Regions from separate parts of the Mus musculus genome. Here region 2 is linked to region 1. The links are chromatin loops, found by intact Hi-C in ENCODE. Cell type or tissue: gastrocnemius. All regions are shown on one strand. Each heading gives the region's core, and the rest is flanking DNA. Links, peaks and the distances in the headings are about the cores only.

Region 1 (11,724 bases), core at 2,345-10,344:
AAAGGGGTGTGTGCATGTGGGCGGGCTGTGTGTGCATGTACATGAGTGCAGGGTGTGTGTGTGTGTGTGTGTGTTGAGCCTAGGACTTCATGCATGCGTGCAAATTCTCCACCACTGAACTGTCACTCCAGCTCATCTAAGATTCTTTAGATCGTCAAACTGTTATCATCTGGTCTTGTAGTGTGTGATCGGAGAGTTCCTGTTAGAAATGAGGCAAGTAAAGATTTAAACAGCTACCACAGAGTTATGCAAGTACTTTCTAAAATGTTAATTACAGCAGCTTTTCTTTCATATCAATGGAAATTCACTGCAACACACTGATATTTATAAACCTATGTTTTTATTAAAATGAGAGAGCACCTTAGTTTTAATGCATCTACTTAGTGGTTATATAACCATATTTAAATCTGTTCATTTCTGAACAATTCTTCTTCTATAAAATGAGACTAATACTACCACTATCCTGAAAGGATTGTATAGAATATATGAAAAGTGCATTTTAAACTAGCATCTTTTAGGATTTTTTTATTACAAGCCAATTATTACTATCTTTTATATACCTAGAGGTCCCATACATATGTATTTATCTTTATATTTATATATATACATATACACACACACACATATATATATACACATACGTATACATTTAACCACAATGTAAAACTTACTGTTACAGTTGGTGTTTATTTCTTTTTCATTGAAAAGTAAAGTGACCCATTATGAATTATAAGTCATTGAAGAAAATATATTGTCTATATAAAGGAAAAGACTATAAGGTGACCTACTAATAAAAGGCTGTCGTCCATAGGGCATATGTTGCTTTATGATCAAGTTATACTTCAAAACCATTTGAGTATATTGTAACAAGTAAGTCAATCTTTATTAACAGTTTTTGGGTTTGATCTTATTTTTTTCAAGGAAGGGTCTCACTATGTAGTCTTGGCTATTCCAGAACTTACTAGATAGATCAGGCTGCCCTTAAACTCACAGAGATCTACCTGCCTTGGCCTCCCAAGTACTGGGATTAAAAGTGTGTGCCATCATACCTGACTTACTAACATAACAGCTTATGAAAAATTATGTTTCTGCTTTTTCAAATGTAACCTTTCTTTTCCCTAACAAGTAGAATAGTAGTAATTTAAATAGTTAAGAAATATCCCTCAATTAATTTTTTCAGTAATGACATTTAAGTGGTTCTTATATTAAATATTATATTTGTTGAGGAATGGCAAATCCTCAGAACTAGTTTTAGCTTTTCATTTTCTTTTAGTTTGTTAAAACTTTAAAGTATTCCCATTTTCTCCAACATTTAAATGAAATTGACAATCAGATGTCATAAGACAGTCAATTAAATATTTTAGGATACTTAGTAGTCATTTGTTTGGTTTACTAAATTAACACATGGCTTAGAGAAATTAAGCCCATTTTTTGTAGTCTTAATAGTAATAAAGAGTTTTAATTTTATCTATATTTTAATGCAAATGTGATGTAAATCACAAAAAGTATATGATGCAGAATTTTCTGGAGAAGACACCCAGGTTTTCCTAGTGACTGCGAAGACAAGTAACTAGGATGGCCTACTGGTCAGCTTCCCAGGTTGAGTGTGCTGCAGAAAGCATTCCTGTAAGCTGGGGCCGTTGTGTCACATTATCCTGCTCAGAAGTGCTTGGTTGGAGTGGAAGTTCTGTTTGCGGCAGAGGACTTCTTGCCTCTTCTTGCCTGAGTTTAATCTCTTCTATTTCTAGAGTTAATAATCCTACTTTAGAATTAGACTGGAAGAGCTCACAGACTGGAGCATGAAAGGTAGCATGTAGTGTTATAAATTTACCGTTTTTCTCTAGGCAGACAAACATAATTAAATCATCTGTGGTTTTTCTCTATATCAATTCCAAATCTTCCAGAACTGTAAGGAACCCTGCTGAGTCATGCAGTGGAAACTGATCTAATGCTGGAGTAATCTACCAGAGAACTTTGGATGTAAAAATGTTTTTAATGTGTTTTGCAGATGTCAGTGACCTTTTGAAATTGTACCCCACCCCGCTTGATTGAAATTAATGAGCAAGATTACTTGAGTATACCTGGAGGGACTTTTTCTTGCAGCAAATCATTATTGCTATAATGAGATTACTTACAGAAATCCAGTTCCCACATAGTGCATGCTTTTGTTGAGATGTGGTGTGTTAGTAACGAGTTATAAGCAGCATGATTGTAAAATAATTTAATTATTAATTATTAAAAACTGAACATAATTTTACTGTATATAATTTGGATGCTGCTTGGTTCAAGAAGTAAAACGTGTTTAAACAAACTGGCTTAAAGTTTTATTCACAATATGTTAGTATTTTGTGTGGTGTTTTTCTGAATATTTTCTTCCAGTGCTTGCCAATTACTCTAAATTATATTATCATCTCCATGGAATACTGCATATAGTAGTAACATAGCCAGGCTTATTGAAGCTGTTTCTTTCTACTTAAAGAAACAAAGTTCTGATTGACTCTGATCTGTTTCTTTCAGAAAAGTCACCACCCAGATAATGGATTTTATAGATCAGATTGCTTAGTGTGGATATCATGGTAACAATACAGGAAGTATTGTTAATTTCTCACTTCTACCAAGTAGTCATGACTACTGAAGAAAGAATCTTTTAAAACTACAACAGAGTGCACTTGGGTACCTCTTATGGAAATTCTAATTTTGTTTTTAACTTTTGGTAATTTTTTACTAAAGTCATGAACAAGCAGAGGGCTTGTCCTGTCAGGCAAACACACTCTAGTGAGAATGTCTAGAAGAGGATCGATTCTGCACAGCCGGACCCAGTGGCTGCTGTTGGGCCTTGCTTTGCTCTTCAGTTTAGTATTATTTATGTACCTCCTGGAATGTGCCCCCCAGACTGATGGAAATGCTTCTCTTCCTGGTGTTGTTAGAGAAAATTATGGTAAAGAATATTACCAGGCCCTCCTGCAGGAGCAAGAAGAACATTACCAAACCAGGGCAACCAGTCTGAAACGCCAGATTGCCCAGCTAAAGCAAGAATTACAAGATATGAGTGAGAAGATGAGAGCCTTGCAAGAGAGAAAGAAGCTAGGGGCTAACGGCGTAGGCTATCCTGGCAACAGAGAGCAGGCACCCAGTGACCTCTTAGAGTTTCTTCACTCCCAGATCGATAGAGCTGAAGTTAGCGTGGGGGCCAAACTCCCCAGTGAGTATGGAGTCGTTCCCTTTGAAAGTTTTACTTTAATGAAAGTATTTCAGTTGGAAATGGGTCTCACTCGCCATCCTGAAGAAAAGCCAGTTAGAAAAGACAAACGAGACGAACTGGTAGAAGTTATTGAAGCTGGCGTGGAGGTCATTAATAATCCTGATGAAGATGATGCACAGGAAGATGAGGAGGGTCCCCTTGGAGAGAAACTGATATTTAATGAAAATGACTTCATAGAAGGTAATGTGAAAAATATGTTGGTAAGATCCTTGCAAGTTGTCATCTGACCTCCATATGTGTATACAGACATGCAAATAGAAAAACATTTTTTAATCTTTTGATAAATTCCTATGTTAGTATGACAGCATTCTAGTAGCATATGTGAATATGTCATTACTTCCATAGTATTAAGGCATTTATATTTTTATCCACTTAATTTCACCAAAAATTTGACCTGACTTTTGGACAAAGTTAAAATGAGATCATAATAAAAACAAGAATAAGAATTAGGAAAACAGAATAAGTCTAAGTCTAAATATAAGAATACCACGTTGAAGGGCTCTTGTGGGCCGTGTGGTTTGCATTCCTCTCTTATCTGCTGTTGACGTTCCTCTTATGGGTTTTTTTTTTTTTTTAATGGATGAACTAAGGTTCAAAATGTGAGAACTGTTTGATAAGGAAGGAAAAGCTAGTGCAGGAGGTCAGTGGCTGTTCCGTCTTTAGAGAAGTAAACGGTCGCAGCATCAAGAGGAATACACAGTTTTACACTTGGAAACAAAGAAATAGCACATTTCATAATACAGCTTGCAAAATGGATATGAGGTCTTTCCTTTATATGTGTGTGAGTGCTTTGTCTGCATGTATAGTGTACCTCATGTGTGCAGTGCTTGCAGAGACCAGAGGCAGGTGTCTGATTCCTTAGCATTGGACTTACAGTGCTGAGAATCAAACTTGGGTCCTCTTGAAGAGCAGCTGGTGCCCTTGACCACTGAGCCATCTCTCCAGCCACAGCATATGGTTTGAAGATGCTATATAGCTCAAAGGTCATATAAATTTTAGATATTTATTAGGTTTTTAAAAAAAGAAATAGATGTATATTCCTGCCTGTCTCTATACTAATGCCCACTGCTAGGCATTTCCATTCCACTGCAAACAAAACCGTTTTGGCTACAAGTGGATTTTAAAAGCTTGTTTTGCTGTATTCTATACACAGCCTACCACATACAGCATTTTGTTGGACTTCAAACCATCATAGCTATCACTGGTATGATTCCTGAAGTCTGTCAGGCAGGGCACTCTGCTTTGTGTGGGCATTTTAGCCATCTTCTTCCTATGACCCCCTTTTCTGCTACCACATCATGATAATTTTTATTAGTTGTTTTTCTCAAAATTCTTCCAAGTTTCTGGAACGCTTAGTTTTTTTGTTTTTATTTCACAGCAGAATTGAAAGCTGCAGATGAAATAGGACAGTTGAGTCGCATGTGGCACGTCCTCATTCCCACTCTTCCTTAAAAGCAGGAAGTTATGACAGCTGCGCACTCTGCCGCTTCTGCTTCTAATCCCCTTAGCTCCTGTAGACTGTCTTTTACTTCTCCTCCACTGCGCCATGAGTGTCTTCTAAGCTACTAGCAACCACTAAGCAACTTCCATTCCTCTTCCAGGCATTAGTGTAAATGGCATTCCTTCCAGGAAGTGGCCTCTAACCTCAAGCCTAAAATAGCAGTGCTTTCCGTGTGCGCTTGTCACCTCTATAGTGCACCCTCTGTCATGGGACTTGCTGCATTATAGGGTGTTGCCCACCTCCTGGTTGATTTTTCTGTCTAGACTGGAAGCTTTAGGAGAGTTGGGGTAAGTCTAACCTTTCTCTCCTGAGTATTACACTTTAAAAAAAAATCATATTGCCCAGGCAACCACCATCCTTTTTTTCTAAACACATCCCAAATCATTGTATTGAAATTTATACTAGTATTCTTTGAATACATACATATATACACACATATAAAAGAGAGACACACAATATATACATGTGCATATATATATATACACATACACACACACACACACACATATATATATATATATATATATGAGATACACACATTACACATGATATCATTAGTGTTTATCTTTCTGACTTCCTCACTATCCTGGCCCTTCCTCATAACTGAGACCACATGGTCTCTGAATCATCAGTGACTAACATGAAAGTATTTAATTCATTTTTGTTGACTTGAACCAAGTAGTACAGGTTTTGACTCTTGGACTCAGAATTTAATATTTCAGAAGCAGTTTGTTTAGCACTGAGGCAATATGGTTTGGTGTTAAGGAGAAGGAGTTGTGTGTAAAAAGGAGTAATTACTGTAGCGGGTTATTTTTGTGGATTGAATAATGTAGCAAAGCTTTTTTTTTTTTTAACAAACCTTTTCTTCTAAAGAGTAGCTGTTTCTGGCTGTACATAGGGGTAGGTATTTCCACAAACAGATAAAATCCCTATAGACTGGTTAGTACTTTGGATCCTTGCCTGAGTGAAATCTGTATTTCTCTTGAATATAAATGTTGACATGAAGTTGTTTTTGTTCCAAACTCTTTGCTTTAGGCTATTATCGCACTGAGAGAGATAAAGGCACGCAGTATGAACTGTTTTTTAAGAAAGCAGACCTTATGGAGTACAGACATGTGACCCTCTTCCGCCCTTTTGGACCTCTCATGAAAGTGAAGAATGAACTGATCGACATTACAAGATCAGTTATTAATATCATTGTGCCACTTGCGGAGAGGACAGAGGCGTTTTCACAGTTTATGCAGAACTTCAGGTAAGTCAGAACTCGCAGATTTGGCTAAGTTCTTTACCTTGTTTTGTGCAGACTCACTTAATTTATCTTCACCAAGTATAATTACTCAGCGCTATAGAATAACTATATAAGCTTTATAGGGTATTTTAGATTTTTATTTTTCTCAAAGCATGTATGCTGCATTATGTTTCTTGACAGTTTGAACTATGATATAAATCTGAGGTGACAACTACTTGGAGACTCAATTTGATGACTTTATAATTGTGTTTGAATTTAAGATAAGCTGAACTTTTAAAAAAGATTTATGTGTATGAGTTTCTACTTTCGTGTATGTATGTGGACAACATGTGTACAGTGCCCATGGAGGCCAGAAGAAGCCATCACATGCCCTGGAACTGGAGTTATAGGTGGTTGTGAGCCTCTGTGTAGGCGCTGGGAATCAAATCCGGGTCCTGTGCTAGAGCAGCCAGTGTTCTTAACCACTGAGCCATCTCTCTAACCCAGAAAGGTGAACTTTTAAAAGTCAACTATATTGAAGACTAATTTATGTACAATAAAAATTCCATATAGTCTAAAGATAATGTAATGGATATTTGAAGGTTAAGTCATGTTTTCATGACTTTTGACAAATGTGTAAACTCACAAACCACCTCAATGAAAAGCTAGAACATTGCCCTCTTCCAGTAAAATTTCTTGACAGCAAATTGAATTTTGGTTTGTTTGTTTATTTGTTTTGGTTTTTTTGAGTCAGGGTTTCTCTGTAGCCCTGGCTGTCCTGGAACTCACTTTGTAGACCAGGCTGGCCTCAAACTCAGAAATCCGCCTGCCTCTGCCTCCCAAGTGCTGAGATTAAAGGCATGCGCCACCACTGCCTGGCAATTTGAGTTTTAAGATTGAAATAAAACTTAAAAATGCAATCATTCAACTAAAAGTAGGAGAACTTACGTCTTTCTTCTTTGCCATCAAGTTGTACTTTAAAATGCTAAGTGTTAAAGTTATGTTAGAAAAAACATTTAAGGAAAATGCTGCATTTTTGTTTGAACTTAATAATTGCTATGTTTTAAAACACTAATTTTACTTCTTCTTTATTTTCCTATTTTAAAGTTAGCTAACTCTATCCTATGGTAGAATATCCAGAAGTCATGTTTCCAACTGAGTTTTGCCTGTTTGAAATAGCTCCATGAGACATGATTTCCTTCAACTTGTTAAAGTTGCTTTTCTTGCAATTGCTTTGAGACCTCATTACCCTCTTTAGTAAGTAACCTGCATCCTGGTAGCCGTGTCTTGGTCACAGGTGTCATCACTGTATACCAGCCACTAGCTAATTTTTATGAATTTTGTTCCATTTGAGAACAGCCTCTTGATCTGAGACAGTCATTTATTTATTTGGTTCTGAACTGATTGGGCATACTTCCTTAAATAGTTTTTAATTTGCTACTGAAAGCAATCCCACTGCAGATGTTCCAACAATGTTTTGAAATATGGCAATAAAGTAGCCATGGCCCTCAATGGGTCATATTCACTGGCCCACAGACTTTGTGCTTTGCTGTAATATCTCCAACAATTGAGTGATATCATCACTTTAATATTAATTTACTACTGCATGCGATTGCATTCTGTATTGATAATGTCTTATTTATTTTCTTGCCAAAACTTCATGTGATAGATTTCTGAGTAAGTGGTGCTTTGTATGTCTTCTTGAACAAATTTTATTTTTCAATTCTGTTAGAGATGTTTGTATTCATCAAGACAAGAGGATTCATCTCACCGTTGTGTATTTTGGGAAAGAAGGACTATCTAAAGTCAAGTCTATTCTAGAATCTGTCTCAAGGTTGGTAAGCCAAAACACAGTGAGGTCCGTAATGCTAGGTGTTAAAGTGTGAGAAGAGTGAGAATTTCAGATATGTAGTGTTGTTTTAACATCTGGCTGAGGGGCTGAGGAGATGCTCAGTCAGCACAGTGCCACTGTGTAAGCACGAGGACCTGAGCCCGAGTCCTCAGAGCCCATGGGCAAGCTGGGCATGGAAGCCGGCATGTGAAACCATGTTCTTATGACAAGACGGCAGGCAGAGACAGAATCTCCAGAAGTGCACAGGCCAACTGAAGTGTTCAGTGACAAACAGAAACCCTGTCCTAAACAATATAGAAGGAAAGAGTAACACCCAAGATTGTTCTCTGATATTTACATGCATGCACACAAATGTGCACACACATGAACATGCATACACATCATACATATACATACATTACATTACACACACAAAGCTGTCTGGGCATGTATATGTGGATGGCTGGTAATGATAGTAAGTTTTTCATCTTATGTGACTCTACAATCCATCTTCCTTATTGCTTAGCAGGCAGCCCGGGGTGATCAGGGCTATCTGTGATCTACCTACTTGCCCCCTTTGCTGTACTCTTACAGGTTCTGTTTGCTTTTCTAAATCCTATCTCTGCTTTGATACCATCATCTTACCTTTCTTCCTTCCTGAATACCCATGCTTCTTCTCTCTCCTGAAAATGGTGCTTATGGCTCCTAAGTCTTTACAGTCCCCACCCAGTTCTGCAGTACACAAGTACACAGTTTTTATTTTCTTAATGCAAATATGCTGCATTATGTTAGGCTGGTTGTCCGCTCTTACTACACATAACCTGCATATCTTTCATGGCTTTTTTATCTTTCTGCTGGTTGGTTTCGTTTTTCTTGAATTATTCAGCTACTGTATTGAGTCCCACCTACTATATTCCAGGTATGCTGCTTGAAAGTCTAACTCAGGCAATGAAAAGACATAACTGAGAGAGTAGAGCCTGTCCCTGTCCTGCAAAGGCTCTCACAGCCTTGATGGACATAAATGTGACTCTCCACATCATGGTGGTCCTCTGTGAGCTCAGAATCACACCATTTTCATAGCCCCTGGGCCTACTATCTGAGAGCCATGTATCTTTTTACTGCTAATTGTCTCTGCTGAGTCGCTTTCTATTTGGGACCTTTTCTCTGTCTCCCTCTGGCTGATGCCAGTCCTCACTTCCCTGCACCCCACTCCCCACTTTATTGCTTTCAATCAGCTACCAAGCACCAGTCATTTTCCCTGGTGGATTACTGAAACCGCCTTCCTGTGTTGTCAAGATTCTTCTGTAGAAAATGGGAGAGACCTTGAGCCTGCTTAAGGAGAATATGAGTAATATTGAAGGATCTTGGCTACCTCCCAGAAGTGACAGTGCAAGTAAGTTTGGAGAAGAAAATAACAGAAATAACTTTGGAGCCTGAAGGACTAGAATCAGACACTTGACTGCCATGAAAAATTTCCATAGTTTTGTCTGTTTTCTACATGTTGACTTCATTCTCCTGCTGCAGATTGGCTTCCTCCACATGATGAGGGACACTGGCTCACATCTTCTCAGCGTTTTCATCAGAGAGCTTCAGTGGAGAAAATCCCAGGGAAGGATGTCTTCCCCACCCTTGAGCTACTCAGTCATTGTGCTGAGTGGAGTGGAGAATTCACAATTGGCCACACATAAGCCTAGTCCTTAGCCTAGGGAAATACTGCTGTAGGGTAGGTAGATGAGCCATAGTCTGTGATCAGGGCATCCAGGCTGGAAGTGGGCAATTTCTCAAAAAGAAGGGAGAGATTTATATACCGTAAGATGGAGAGGAGAGTCTGGGTACCCCGAGCACTTGAGTCACTCCATGTGTTGTATGAGTCTTCGCTTTTTTCTTTCCATTACCATGCTGTCCTGTTCTAAGAGCAGGCTTCCTCACAGGCCCCTAGTTCAGTGGTTCTCTAGTAAGTGCCTGTGGTACCTAGGGGGCTTACTAAAGCTGAGAGCTGACTCTGCTCCTTGCTTCTAAGTCAGCAACTCGGAGGGTAGCTCGAGAACTTGCCACCAGATGACTTGAGGCTTTCCCTGTGAAAGCCACTGACCTAGAAACCCTGCTGGCTCCTCCTTCCTTTTCAAACTAACACAGTTGTTTGACCTGGGATGGACGGTGCGCTCAGTCTGGCTTTCCTCTTTCTTCCTGTTGTAGGGCCCCTTGGTGTGACCCTCCTCACTGTTCCTTCCCATATGCTTAATCTGACCCAGCTACTTTCTCTAAAGTGTTCTGTGCTGTTTTACTTCTGTGCTTCTGAGAATCGTCTGAAATGGCCTTCTACTTGCAGGCACTGACTTTGGGATTCTACCAAGGTAGAATTCAAGTTCCCCATCCGACATTTAGCTACTGTAGGCACAAGCAATCTCTTCCTGAAACCACGGTTTGTTCATTAATTCAGCAAATATTTATTGAACTACTTGTGAGGGCCAATGAATCATATTAATGAACACAAAATCTATTCTGAATGAGTAGGGAGGTACACAAACATGCCACATGATACTAAGGAAGAGCCACGGAAGAGAGGATAGAGATTAGAGAACCTCCTTCCTACGTGCTATCAGGGAGGAGCCTCTGACAATGGAAGGTTTGCGTGAGGACCTGAAAGAGGCTAGGAGAGCACTCTGTGTGTCTCATTGGTATAGAATGCATTGTTGCTTACCAGAAACTATGGCTGTGTTGCCATGTGTCTGTGTTTTTTTCCACAGTGCGTTTTTTAAGATCTCAAAAGGCAATGCACCTTTTAAAATTCGTACCATTAGCATGTTGCTTCAAATGTGAGCATTTGGTGAAAATCTATTCCTGATAATGAACAAATGCAAGAAGCTGAAGAATTTCATTCCCAGTGTGAATATAGAGCCAACATAATAAGTTATTTGAGCCGGGCGTGGTGGCGCACGCCTTTAGTCCCAGCACTCAGGAGGCAGAGGCAGGTGGATTTCTGAGTTCAAGGCCAGCCTGGCCTACAGAGTGAGTTACAGGACAGCCAGGGCTATACAGAGAAACCCTGTCTCGAAAAAACAAAAACAGAACAACAACAACAACAAAAAATAAGTTATTTAAAATATAGTCCATTGTAACTGCTGTTGAAGAAAAGACATTGTCAACCTCTAAATGGGACTTATCAGCTCTTGTTTTTGCTTTCCTCATAGTGAGTCTGATTTTCACAATTACACCTTGGTCTCGTTGGACGAAGAATTTAATCGTGGACGAGGACTAAATGTGGGTGCCCGAGCTTGGGACAAGGGAGAGGTCTTGATGTTTTTCTGTGATGTTGATATATATTTCTCAGCTGAATTCCTTAACAGCTGCCGGTTAAATGCTGAGCCAGGTGCGTAAAACCGTCACATGAGCTGAGTGTCTTGCTTAGGGTATCAGCGTGGTTCAGTCAGTGTGGAATCACACTAATCTGAGGGAAATACGTCTTCATTCAACCTTGGGATGGTTTTAAAGTTTTATTAGGCATAATTTAATTGAAACAATGAGTAGTAAGTTGAAACTCTGACCCTCTGATGTTCAAACCCTTTGTTTTCTTGGAGTCAAATTCTTATAGTTCTTTCTGAAGGGAAGTAAAGAAATGCAGAGGGTTGGGGAGCTCTTTGTTGTGGAATGTTGCCTAGCATATATAAAACCCTAAGTGGGTGTGAGGCATGGAGAGGAAGGGAATACACAGGAGGGGAAACCTGGAATTGATGATGAGGAAGCGACTCAGGTCAAAAAGAATCACAGGTGGTGCAGAAGGGTGAGTTGGAAGTTCTTAGTCTCAGGAGATAGTGTGTGCACACACACGCATTCATGCACACACCTACACAGGCATGCAGAGGTCCATGTACAAGTAGTGGTTGGTCTCCAGGTTAGACACT
Region 2 (11,724 bases), core at 2,352-10,351, 270 kb after region 1:
GAAACAATGCTCAAGATAATGGTCCAGAGAGAATGCCTTAGGTAAACATTAAGGCCCACAGCAGTCCTGATTGCCAGCCCCATCCCTAAGATAACACAGCAGCCACCTAGGTTGTTGTAAAGTCCAAATTTCATCACAAGAATGATTTTTATGACCTAGAAATAATGCTCAAGGTTTTAGGAGGAAAGGATCTAGGATAAGTAAAATATAAATTCTGAGAGATATGGCAGCGCCTAGCTCATAAGACAGCAGAGAATTGCCAGGTTGTAAACTATATCCATTCCTAGAATTCCAGGAAGAAGATAGGTTAAGCATCTCCTTCCTTTGAAGAATGCCTATGTAAAATAGTTCCTGGATTCTCCAGAACCTATCTGTGTGTACAAGGACTTTTTGCCTTTTACAGGGATTAGAGTTGTGCACCACCTTGTGGTCTATAGAAAGTAGTTAACCACATAGGTGCTGGAAGCTGAACCTGGACTCTCTGCAAGAACAACAAATGCTCTTAACCCCTGATCTGTCTCCCCAGCTGCATTTTTTTTTGGGGGGGATATTCTTGCTATGCTGAACAGTGTGGTTTATAGGTATCACAATTAGGTAGGATTATCCTCAATGGGCTGACCCTCCTACAATAATTGTTAAATCAAGAGATGCTCCACGGATTTGCCTGTGGGAGGAATGTTTTCAAGGGAAGGTCCTTCTCAGATGGCCAGGGCTTGTGTCAATTTCACCACCACCACCACCACCACCACCACCACCACCACCACCACCACCACCACCACCACCTAACTAGGTGAGCATGGTGGCACATTCCTTTAATTGCACAACTCAGAAAGCAGACACAAGGGGATCTCTGTGAGTTCCAAGCTAGCTTAGTCTACATAGAGTTCCAGGGCCACCAGGGCTACCATAGAACTTATTTCAAAGCCGGACATGGTGGCGCACGCCTTTAATCCCAGCACTTGGGAGGCAGAGGCAGGCGGATTTCTGAGTTCGAGGCCAGCCTGGTCTACAGAGTGAGTTCCAGGACAGCCAGGGTTATACAGAGAAACCCTGTCTCGAAAAAACAAACAAACAAACAAAAGAAACCCAGAACTTATTTCAAAAGCAACATTGTGTAGAATAGTCTGTATATATCTCTTTCTTCCATTTGCTATATCATGCCATTTAATGCAATGACATTTCTTTCTTTCTTTCTTTCTTTCTTTCTTTCTTTCTTTCTTTCTTTCTTTCTTTCTTTCTTTTTTTTTTTGTCCATATGACCTTTCTATTGGATAAAATGGAGTTGGTACTATTGCTGAGTTGGAGTTATCCCAGTAGTAGCTTCTTATGAAACTGGGTGCCCAGGATTTGGTGCATGTATTGGGCTGTGCATCAGGCTGGCTTTGACCTCACAGAGATCCACCTGCATCTGCTTCCTGAGTGCATTAGGTGTTGAGACAGTTTTCTTGTGTAGCCCTGGCTGTTCTGGAACTCACTTTGTATACCTGGCTAGCCTCGAACTCAGAAATCCGCCTGCCTCTGCCTCCCAAGTGCTGGGATTAAAGGTGTGTGCCACCACCGCCGGGCAGGAGCTGTGTCGTAATGTACCCTAAGACAATTCTAACTGTGTCAGCCATCGAAGCTGGGAGGAGGAAGGCCTCTATCCACATGAGGGGGTTGCCATAGACACAGTCAATGACTTTCCACCTCAGGTCATTCTGTGAAGTCCTCTTGGTACTTTGAAAGGGTTTCAGTTTAGGGGGGTCTCTCTTATGGAGTTTGTTTCTCATTAAAACAAATCCTTGTAAAATGTTGTCCTTTGGCAAGTTTCACGCCCTTCGCCGTTTAGAGATAGTGTGGACCCCCATACAACTGTAACTTTGTGTTGTAGCATTCACACTCTGAGATCCCCAGCACACTCCCTCCCCCTTTTTATAAGATTCAACCCTGCTGGAGATTTCTGGGACCTCTCTGGTCAAGAGGCTTGATCATTTAGCTCCTATCATTCTCTGGGTCCTGACTGACCTTGAGGACAAAGGCTAGGAAACTTTTGATTTTCCTCACTGGTGTAGGCTTAAAGCTTATCCCCAGAGGGAAAGCTTTATCAGTTTGTAATTTTAAACTGCTTTTTTTTTTTTTTAACATTTTAAAAAGGCTTGGTCAAAACAACCCAATTTAAAAAGAACCTTGGCTTTGTTATGACTCAGTTTCCCCAGGTGGTTAAACCCTAAGGAGGCCAGCAAAACCACAAGTAATGACCTTGTACTTAGACCCTCCTTCTTTTTAACCAGTTCTTGTGTTACCATAGTAACACACAGTATGTATGTATTGTATGTTACATTTTAACACATATAAACTAGTTCTTTTTTTAAAAAAGATTTATTTACTATTATACATAAGTACACTGTAGCTGTCTTCAGCCGCACCAGAAGAGTGCATCAAATCTCATTGCGGGTGGTTGTGAGCCACCATGTGGTTGCTGGGATTTGAACTCAGGACCTTCAGAAGAGCAGTCAGCGCCCTTATCCACTGAACCATTTCGCCAGCCTATAAACTAGTTCTTGTGTCTGTAGAGCACTATAATCTTGGAGATTTTCTTTCTTTAAATGTTTTGAGACAAGTTCTCTCTACATAGTCCCAGAACTCACTTTGTAGACCAGGGTATCCTCAAAATCGCAGAGATCTGCTGGCTTCTGCCTAGAGTGCTGTGATTAAAGGTGTGGCCACCACACCTGTCTAACCTTAGGGATTTTTTTTCCCTTTTGGTTTTCCTGAGACTGAGGTTCCTTGTGTGGCCTTGGCTGTCCTGGAACTCACTCTGTAGACAAGGCTGGCTCCCAATTGAGAGATCCACCTACTTCTGCTCCTTGAGTGCTGGGATCAAAGGCGTGTGCCACCACAGGCCAGCACCTTAGGGATTTTTAATAAACTTTAATCATCTAACATATATCACCCTTAACCTCATTTTCAGGGCTGGAGAGTTGGCTCAGTGGCTTCCCAGCAACCACATGGTGGCTCACAACCATCAGTAATGGGATCTGATGCCCTCTTCTGGTGTGTCTGAAGACAGCAACAGTCCCATTTCCGAAATAAGCCTGGTGGTGCAACTTGCTCAGACCTTCTGTGAAGGACTTTCATGCCTTTGTCTTCATCTTCTGTTTTAAATTCCTAGGATAAAAATCCCACCATTATCTAAAACATTCTCTTTTTAATCCTTTCTACCAAAAATAAAAAGACGTCATACTTCCCTCTCTTTCTTTTACCTTCTCTCTTTCTCTCTGCCTTTCTATAATAAAACCATAAAGAAGACTTCATACTAATCCTTCTCAACAACTCTCTCTCTTTTTCTATTTTCTCTCTCTCTCCCTCTCCTAGTTACCACTTATTTCATCTTCCCAGGCGAGAGTTTAAGCCAAATTATATTCCTGGCACATCATAGCAAAAATGATTGCCTGTATACATATTTGTAATGTCCAAGCTTTCTCCTATTGCACGTCTCCAGAAAAATCTGTCCATTTGGACTTAAGGTTTACACTTTAGTCAGAATTTTGGCATATTGCCATTGAACCTGAGTAGGACACTACTCTTTGTATGCAAAAAAAGGCAGGAAGAAAATACCCACAGAACCAAAGATGTTTTCATGTTTAACATGTAATTGCAGTGTAAGAGGACAGGGGACATTTATTTTCCTTATTCAGGCTAGGGTGGAGAAGAGCATGCAGCCCTAAGGTCTGTTAGGAAAGTAATTTCTTTTTTCTTCCAGATTCATCTTCAGATCTTCTGCACTTTCTCATTATGCTCATTATGATTTACTGTCTGTAAGTTACAGAGTACCTTTTGCATCCTTGGTCCCAAGGACTCTTTATGTCTAACCTAGAGGTTCTCAACCTATGGGTTGTAACCCCTTTGGAGGTTGCATATCAGATACTCTGCTTATCAGATACTCTGCATATCAGATACACTGCATATCAGATACTCTGCATAACAGATACTCTGCATATAAGATATTTGCATCACAGTTCATAGCAATAGCAACATTATAGTTATGAAGTAGCAATGAAAGAATTTCATGGTTGGGGATCACCACATGAGGAACTGTATTAAAGGGTCACAGGAGGGTTGAGAACCACCACTTCAGCGGGGCAGTGGTGGCTCACGCCTTTAATCCCAGCACTCAGGAGGCAGAGGCAGGCGGATTTCTGAGTTCGAGGCCAGCCTGGTCTACAAAGTTAGTTCCAGGATAGCCAGGGCTATACAGAGAAACCCTGTCTTGAAAAACCAGGAGAGAGAGAGAGGGAGAGAGAGAGAGAGAGAGAGAAAGAACCACTGCTCCGACCCCCAGGTCCTTTGTCTTCTGATCCCCATTCTCTCCTGGAACAGGCACTGATTTATCCCTGATAATCTAATCTTTGTGATCAAGCTTCAAAGACCCTGCCTATGGCCTTGGTAGACCTCATTGTTATCCTATCCTATGCAGGTTGTTAGTTGGGGAATTTTCATCTGCTGTCATTACACCCCATGAAGGTGCATGGTCTCTTTCCCAAGCAGCCACAGCAGTCCTTCTTACTCTGCCCACCATCTTCAACAGAGAAGGTCAGGTAGAGTTCTTTGTGATACTTCAACTCTCTCTCTCTCTCTCTTTTTTTTTTTAAGATTTATTTATTGTTATATGTAAGACACTGTAGCTGTCTTCAGACACACCAGAAAAGGGCATCAGATCTCATTATGGATGGTTATAAGCCACCATGTGGTTGCTGAGATTGGAACTCAGAACCTTAGGAAGAACGACTAGTCAGTGCTCTTAACCGTTGAGCCATCTCTCCAGCCCACTTCAACTCTCTTTTAAAGAGTTATTTATTTTATGTATGTGAGTACACTGTAGCTGTACAGTTGTGAACCTTCATGTGGTTGTTGGGAATTGAATTTTAGGACCTCTGCTCACTCCAGTGGGCCCCACTTGCTCCGGTCGGCTCAACTCTGCTTGCTCAGGCCCAAAGATTTATTTATTATTATACGTACGTTCACTGTAGCTAACTTCAGACGCAACAGACCAGGGCATCAGATCTCCTTACAGGTGGTTGTGAGCCACCATGTGATTTCTGGGATTTGAATCGAGGACCTTTCAGTGCTCTTATCTGCTGAGCCATCTCAACAGCCCTTAACTCTCTTTTAAATTTTGGATTTCTGAACTGATCAGGGAAGTGTTCACAAATCCTATCCTTCCCAACCCGGGGGAACTCCCTGAGTGGAAGTGTTGATTGAGAGTAATCCTTTGTGAGCTGCAGGCATGGCTCAGTGGTTAAGAGCATGTGCTCCTCCTGCAAAGAGCCTGAGTTAGATTTGCAGCACCCACATCAGACAGCTCACAACTGCCTGTAACTCCATGTGATCTATACCCTTTGAGACCCCTCCTCCTGCACGCATGCACACACACACACACACACACACACACACACACACACACACACACGCAATAACTGAAAGAGAGAGAGGGAGAGAGAGAGGGAGAGAGAGAGGGAGAGAGAGAGGGAGAGAGAGAGCTATAATGAAAACTTTGAAACCCTAGCAGAAATGAAGATACTAGAAGATGGGAAGAGTTCCATGCTTATGATTTACTTTGTAAAAATAGATATTTTAGCAAAACCAGTCTAAACATTCATCAAAATCCCAGCACAATCTTCACAGAAATAGAAAAGCAACCTTAAAAGTACAGGGGCACAGAAGACCTTGGGCAGACAAAGCAATCCTTAGGCAAACAACAATAAGGCAAGGAAGCATTACCACACACATTTTTAAAAGCGCTATTACTCAGTCATAGAGATCACATCAACCTGACTAAAATGGAGATGTAATGAACAGACCAGACAGCCTGTTATAGATCCATGCAGCTATAGCCTCCCGGTTTTGACAAAGATGCCAAAAAACACACCGGAGAAAGGACAGCCCCTTAAGAAATACTGCACTGAAAACTGGGTATCTACAGGTAAGAGAGTGAAAGTTTGGTGCTTAGATTCCACTTACACAAAAGTTAGTTAATACAAAGTTAATGTAAAAATTGACACGCTAGGGCTGGAGAGATGGCTCAGTGGTTAAGAGCACCAACTGCTCCTCCGAAGAAGGTCCAGAGTTCAAGTCCCAGCAACCACATGGTGGCTCACAACCATCTGTAATGAGATCTGATGCCCTCTTCTGGTGCATCTGAAGAGAGCTACAGTGTACTTAGATATAATAATAAATAAATCTTAAAAAAAATTGATACAGTCGGGCGGTGGTGGCGCACGCCTTTAATCCCAGCACTTGGGAGGCAGAGGCAGGTGGATTTCTGAGTTCGAGGCCAGCCTGGTCTACAAAGTGAGTTCCAGGACAGCCAGGTCTATACAGAGAAACTCTGTCTCGAAACCACCCCCCCCCCAAAAAAATGACATGCTAAAACTGCTAGAGGACAAATACTTCAAGATTTAGGTGTAGGTAAGGTATTGGTACAGGTACAGGTATAGGTAAGGGCTTTTTGAATAGAACTCCATTCACTCAGAAGATAAGCCTAACAGTCAACAGATAATATGGTATTAAAAAAGGTTTTATACAGCTGGAGACATGACTTAGTGGTTAAGAGCACTGCCTGCTCTCCCAAAGGTCGTGAGTTCAATTCTAGCAACCACATGGTGGCTCTCATCTGTCTATATTGGAATCTGATGCCCTCTTCTGGCATGAAGGTGTACATGCTGATAGAGCACTAACATACTTAAAATACAATTGGGGCTGGAGAGATGGCTCTGCGGTTAATAACACTGACTGCTCTTCCAGAGATCCTGTATTCAATTCCCACCAACCATATGGTGGCTCACAACCATCTGTAATGGGATCTGATGCCCTCTTCTGGTGTGTCTGAAGACAGATATAGTGTACTCATATACATAAAATAATAAGTAAATAAGTCTTTTTAAAAAAGGTTTTATACAACTAACAGTGAACTGAATAACAATGCACCCTATGGTGGGGGAGAAAACCTTTGCCAGCTATACATATTACAGAGGACGAATATGTAGACTACACAGAGAACGAGGAAACTAAATACCAAGAAAGCAAACAATCCAGTCAAAAATTGACTACAGCATTCCTGTCGGGATCACTCACCAGAAGGGAAAGCATGCCTGCTAAAACCAGGGAGGACACAGGGGTGCCCAGTCCCCGCTTTCCATAGAGTGCTCAAAGTTTAGATAAAGCAACATGGCAGAAGGATAAAGAAGGTACACATGAGGAAGAAGTTGAAGTCACTGCTTGGAAATGACAGGACCCTAAATATCCCATCAGAAAATTCCTGGGATCGATAAAACACTTTCATCCAGTAATAGGATGCAGAATCACCATAGAATACCAGTAGCTTTTCTATATACCAACAATGTGCTGGGGAACAGAGAAGGGAAAAGCCAAATTCATAACAGCTTCAAAGAATACCCAGGAGAAAAACCTAGCTGAGGAGAAGAGATCCCAACAATAAGAACTTTAAGATCCTGAAGAAAACATGAGATCTAGCATGCTGCCATGCATTGGCAGAATTAATACTGTAAAAAGAGCTACATTACCATCACTATCTAGAAATACAATACAATCATCATAAGAAATTCCAATGACATTTTCCAACAACTAGAAAAATAGACAGGCTCCCGTTGAGCCTTTGGCCCTCTGATCACGTCTGTGGAGTCAGAGACCATAAGATAGTAGCTGAGTACCCCAGCTTCCGCTGACCACAAACCAGCACCAACTGTCTCCACTTCAACAACAGCACTTAGCCAGGACTAACAAGCCAAGGGAAGAACAAGCACTTTTTAAAACACCCTTTGAGAGTGCTAGACATGCACTCCAAAGAAAATTAAAAAATCTCCGAATCTTAAGCTGGGAGCACTAAGCTGACGCACGCCTTTAATCCCAGCACTTGGTAGGCAGAGGCAGGCGGATTTCTGAGTTTGCCACCAGCCTGGTCTACAGAGTGAGTTCCAGGACAGCCAGGGCTACACAGAGAAACCCTGTCTCAAAAAACAAACAAACAAACAAACAAAACAAACCAAACCAAAAAAAAAATCCCAACCAACAAGCTAATCAAAAACCAAAACCAAAACTCAAATCATAAAATATTAGGTCAGAAATCACACTTTTACTACTAATGTTGAACTGTGGCATTGCACCTTGAAGAGAAAGTCCAATAATCAGGAACCTATCATGGAAAAAGATTGCCTTCTCCTGATACCCTGTGTAATAGGCAGGGAATTCTAAGCTGCCTGCTGCTTGTCCCCCCTCACCCCCTAAAAGGAGGTTTATATTTGCATAGAGAGGCCTGTAGGATTGGGAGTCCAATACACAGCTGGTAAAGTAGGCATATTTAAACAGATTGCTGTCCCTTCCCTTCCTCTTTCCTGACCAAGCATTTTTAGTAAGTATCAGCAGGGGCTGAAAATTTCCTGATGCTGCTGATGTCCGTGAACTATATTTGCAAATCCACCATGTTAGATGTATATACTTTTGTCCAAAGGATGTCTCTGACACTATGGCAGACATGCCGTAAGTGTAATGGGCGCAGTGAGCTGCTTACTAATGGTCTTTGTTGATGTAATCAGCTAAGATGAGACTTGACTGGCGTAAGAGAGGTGGGCCCTTAAGCCAACATAACTGATGCTATGTAAAAAGAGACAAAGAGACAGAGGGACAACAGGCCATGAGACTATACAAGTAGAAATGAAATCCTGTGGCTGGTTAAGGAACACCAAAGATTACTAGTAATGCACAGGAGTTGAAGATTTCTATACTCTGTGTGCTTCAGTGGGACTGTCACCCTGCAGATACTTTATCTTCAGATTTCTAGCCTCCGGAACTCTCAGTTAACACACTACTGTTGTCTCAAGTCACTTGGTTTGTAGTATTGTTGAACTCTCAGTTAACACACTACTGTTGTCTCAAGTCACTTGGTTTGTAGTATTGTTTCAGCAGATAGAAAAATGAATATTTGCTATAAGGTGGTGGTACCTGCCTTTAATCTCAGTACATGGCAGACAGAGGCAGGAGAATCTCTGAGTTCGAGGCCAGCCTGGTCTACAGAGTGAGTTCCACGACAGCCAGGGCTACACGGAGAAACCCTGTCTTGAGAAATTGAAAAAAAGGGGGCAAAACTCCCCCCAAAACAAAGACAACACTCTCCCCTCCCACCCCAAATCAGAAACTGAATATTCTAATTGGACATAGTGGCACACACCTTTAATCCCAATACACAGGAGCAAGGAGGCAGATCTCTGTGAGTTTGAGGCCAGCCAGGTCTACATAGTATGTTCCAAGACAGCCAGGGCTAGGTAGTGAGTCTTGAAACAAAGAAAATGAGTACTGTAAGGTTGCTGCAAGGCAGTCATCCCCCTGCCCTTGAGTGTGGGTAGAGCATGAAGCCTGTTTCCAGCTGATAGACTATGGCAAATGTGATGGGTTGTCACTGGGGTAATGCAGCTGAGTTATAGGATATTCATTTAACAACTGCAAAGATGGCTTCTTTGTTCAAGAAAATGGCTACCTGATGTCAGAAAACTTCTGCTGGCTCCTTAGACTTAATCCAACAGCCAGTAGGAGGCTGGAGCTCTCAGCTCTAAGGAAGCACATTCTGTCAGGACCTGAGTGCACTTAGGAGGGGATCCAGATAAGAACAGGGCTTGGCTGGCACTACGGGATCTTCTGCCTAATTGTCGGATGTCAGCTGAGACTGTAGGCACTGGGTATTTCCCTGGGCTGGACATAAGCAGCGACTCATGACTGTGGCTGGAGGTCAGTTTGACTGTGAAATGGTCACAGGCTCATGTGTTTGAACGCTTGGGCTCCTGCAGGTGGTATGTCTGGGAAGGTTAGGAAACCATTACGAGGTGGAACATTGCTGGAGGACATATATCCCCTGGGGCAGGCTTTGAGGTTTTTTAGCTCAGCCCTGTCTTTCCTTCTGGACAGCTGATGCAGTGAGCTGAGTTGGTTTCATGGGCCATGGCTGTATCTTCCTCAGTATGCAACTGTAGACCAACATATGCTTTCTTCCCTAGCTTGCTTTCTTCAGGGTATTCTATCATAGCAAGAGAAACAAAATTAAGAGCGATGATGCTGTCTGTGGAGTTGAGCCTATCGGCTGGAGAATACACGGAGCTTGTACATGACAGTGGCTTCTTTTTTATGTGGTAATTGATTTCCCATAGAGCAAGTAGTCCCAAGGATCAGGTACACTTTGCAGACCTTCTAAGGGCTTTTCATGCCTATCACTGGAAGTAATGTGGCATCATTTCTGTTTTCTATTAACTTATCAGCCTGTGTAGAGGGGACACAGACACTACCTTTTCAAGAATGAATGACAAGAACTTTTTTTTTGGTTTTTTTTTTTTTTTGAGACAGGGTTTCTCTGTGTAGCCCTGGCTAGCCTGGAACTCACGACCAAGCTGGCCTCGAACTCAGAAATCCGCCTGCCTCTGCCTCCCAAGTGCTGGGATTAAAGGTGTGCGCCACCACACCTGGCTGAATGACAAGAACTTGTGTGCAATGTTAAAACTGTCTGATTGTTACTGTGGTGTACTTTTTTTTTTTTTTAATATTTATTATTTATATAGCAGGCTCCTGCATGTATGCCTGAAGACCAGAAGAGGGCACCAGATCTCATTAAAGATGGTTATGAGCCACCATGGGGTTGCTGGGTATTGAACTCAGGACCTCTAAAGAGAGCAGACAATACTCTTAACCTCTGAGCTATCTCTTTAGCCCTGTATTCCAGTTTTAAAATTTCTAATTTATTTCTAGTGTGTGTCATTAAGAATGGGAATGTTGGGCTGGAGAGATGGTTCAGAGGTTTAGAGCACTGTCTGTTCTTCCAGAGGTCCTGAGTTCAATTCTCAGCAACCACATGGTAACTCATAACCATTTGTAATGATATCTGCCCTCTTCTGGCCTTCAGGCACACATGCAGGCAGAATGCTGTACATATAACATATAAATAAAATTAAAAAAAAAAAGAATGGGAATGTTAGTCTTGTATATATCTTCAAATGTTATCTAAGTATTCCTGGGAGTACTCTTTATCACTAAACAAATCCATTGAGTGATTGTCAAAGACCTTTGACATAATTTCCCCCTGTAGATGATAACTTGCTATCCTGAGTTTTTTGAGATTAAGGAGGCTACAGTTTATAAGATCTTCTACAAAGAACAGAGTGGTACCCGTGCTGGATGATGGTATCTCAGCTTAATACAGGCTAAAGGCATCTGAGAAGAGGGAACCTCAATCAAGAAATAAATGCCTCCAGAAGGCTGGGTTGTAGGCAAGCCCGTAGAGCATTGCCATTAGTAATTGATGGGGAGAGCCCAGCCCATTGCGGTGAGGCCATCCCTGGGCTGGTGGTCCTGGGGGTCTATAAGAAAGCAGAATGAGCAAGCCATGAATATGCCAGTAAGCAGCACCCCTCCATTGCTTCCCCATCAGCTCCTGCCTCCAGGTTCTTATCCTGCTTGAGCCCAGACTTCCTTTGGTAATAAACCCTCTCCTCCCCAACTTGCTTTTGGTCATGGTGATTCATGGTAGCCATAGTAACCCTAAGACAGTGCATTAATGTGAAAACTTTTCTACCTCATCAGTTAGTTACAAAATGCTCGCAGGAAGAATTATAGTGGCTTCAGATTAAAAAAACAAAAATCTCTCTACAAAACCAACCTCTCCTCTCTACATTTTCTCCAAATCTCATT

What was found. Hi-C counts contacts between places; a loop is a spot of excess contacts. Peaks named below come from ENCODE experiments on the same cell type or tissue, not always from the same donor. Only the 100,000 strongest peaks of a DNase experiment are listed, where the experiment ranks them.
Region 2: it touches region 1 in a loop (4-fold over the local background); 2 of 42 quality-filtered maps call a loop at or near these places.

The regions. Positions count from the first base shown.
Region 1 is chr6:118,120,413-118,132,136 of GRCm38, reverse strand. It overlaps Csgalnact2 (chondroitin sulfate N-acetylgalactosaminyltransferase 2), which reads left to right. Exons shown (of 8, transcript NM_030165.3): 2 at 2,518-3,442; 3 at 5,799-6,015; 4 at 7,724-7,825; 5 at 11,014-11,192. The coding sequence starts at 2,782. Among named protein-coding and RNA genes, the nearest start is that of Csgalnact2, 13 kb to the left of the region's middle. In gastrocnemius, for the core only: no CTCF peak of the experiment used is centred there; no DNase peak of the experiment used is centred there; H3K27ac peaks cover 1,562 bases.
Region 2 is chr6:117,846,890-117,858,613 of GRCm38, reverse strand. No RefSeq gene overlaps it. Among named protein-coding and RNA genes, the nearest start is that of Zfp239, 10 kb to the left of the region's middle. In gastrocnemius, for the core only: CTCF peaks have their summits at 3,035 (motif pointing left) and 6,685 (motif pointing left); no DNase peak of the experiment used is centred there.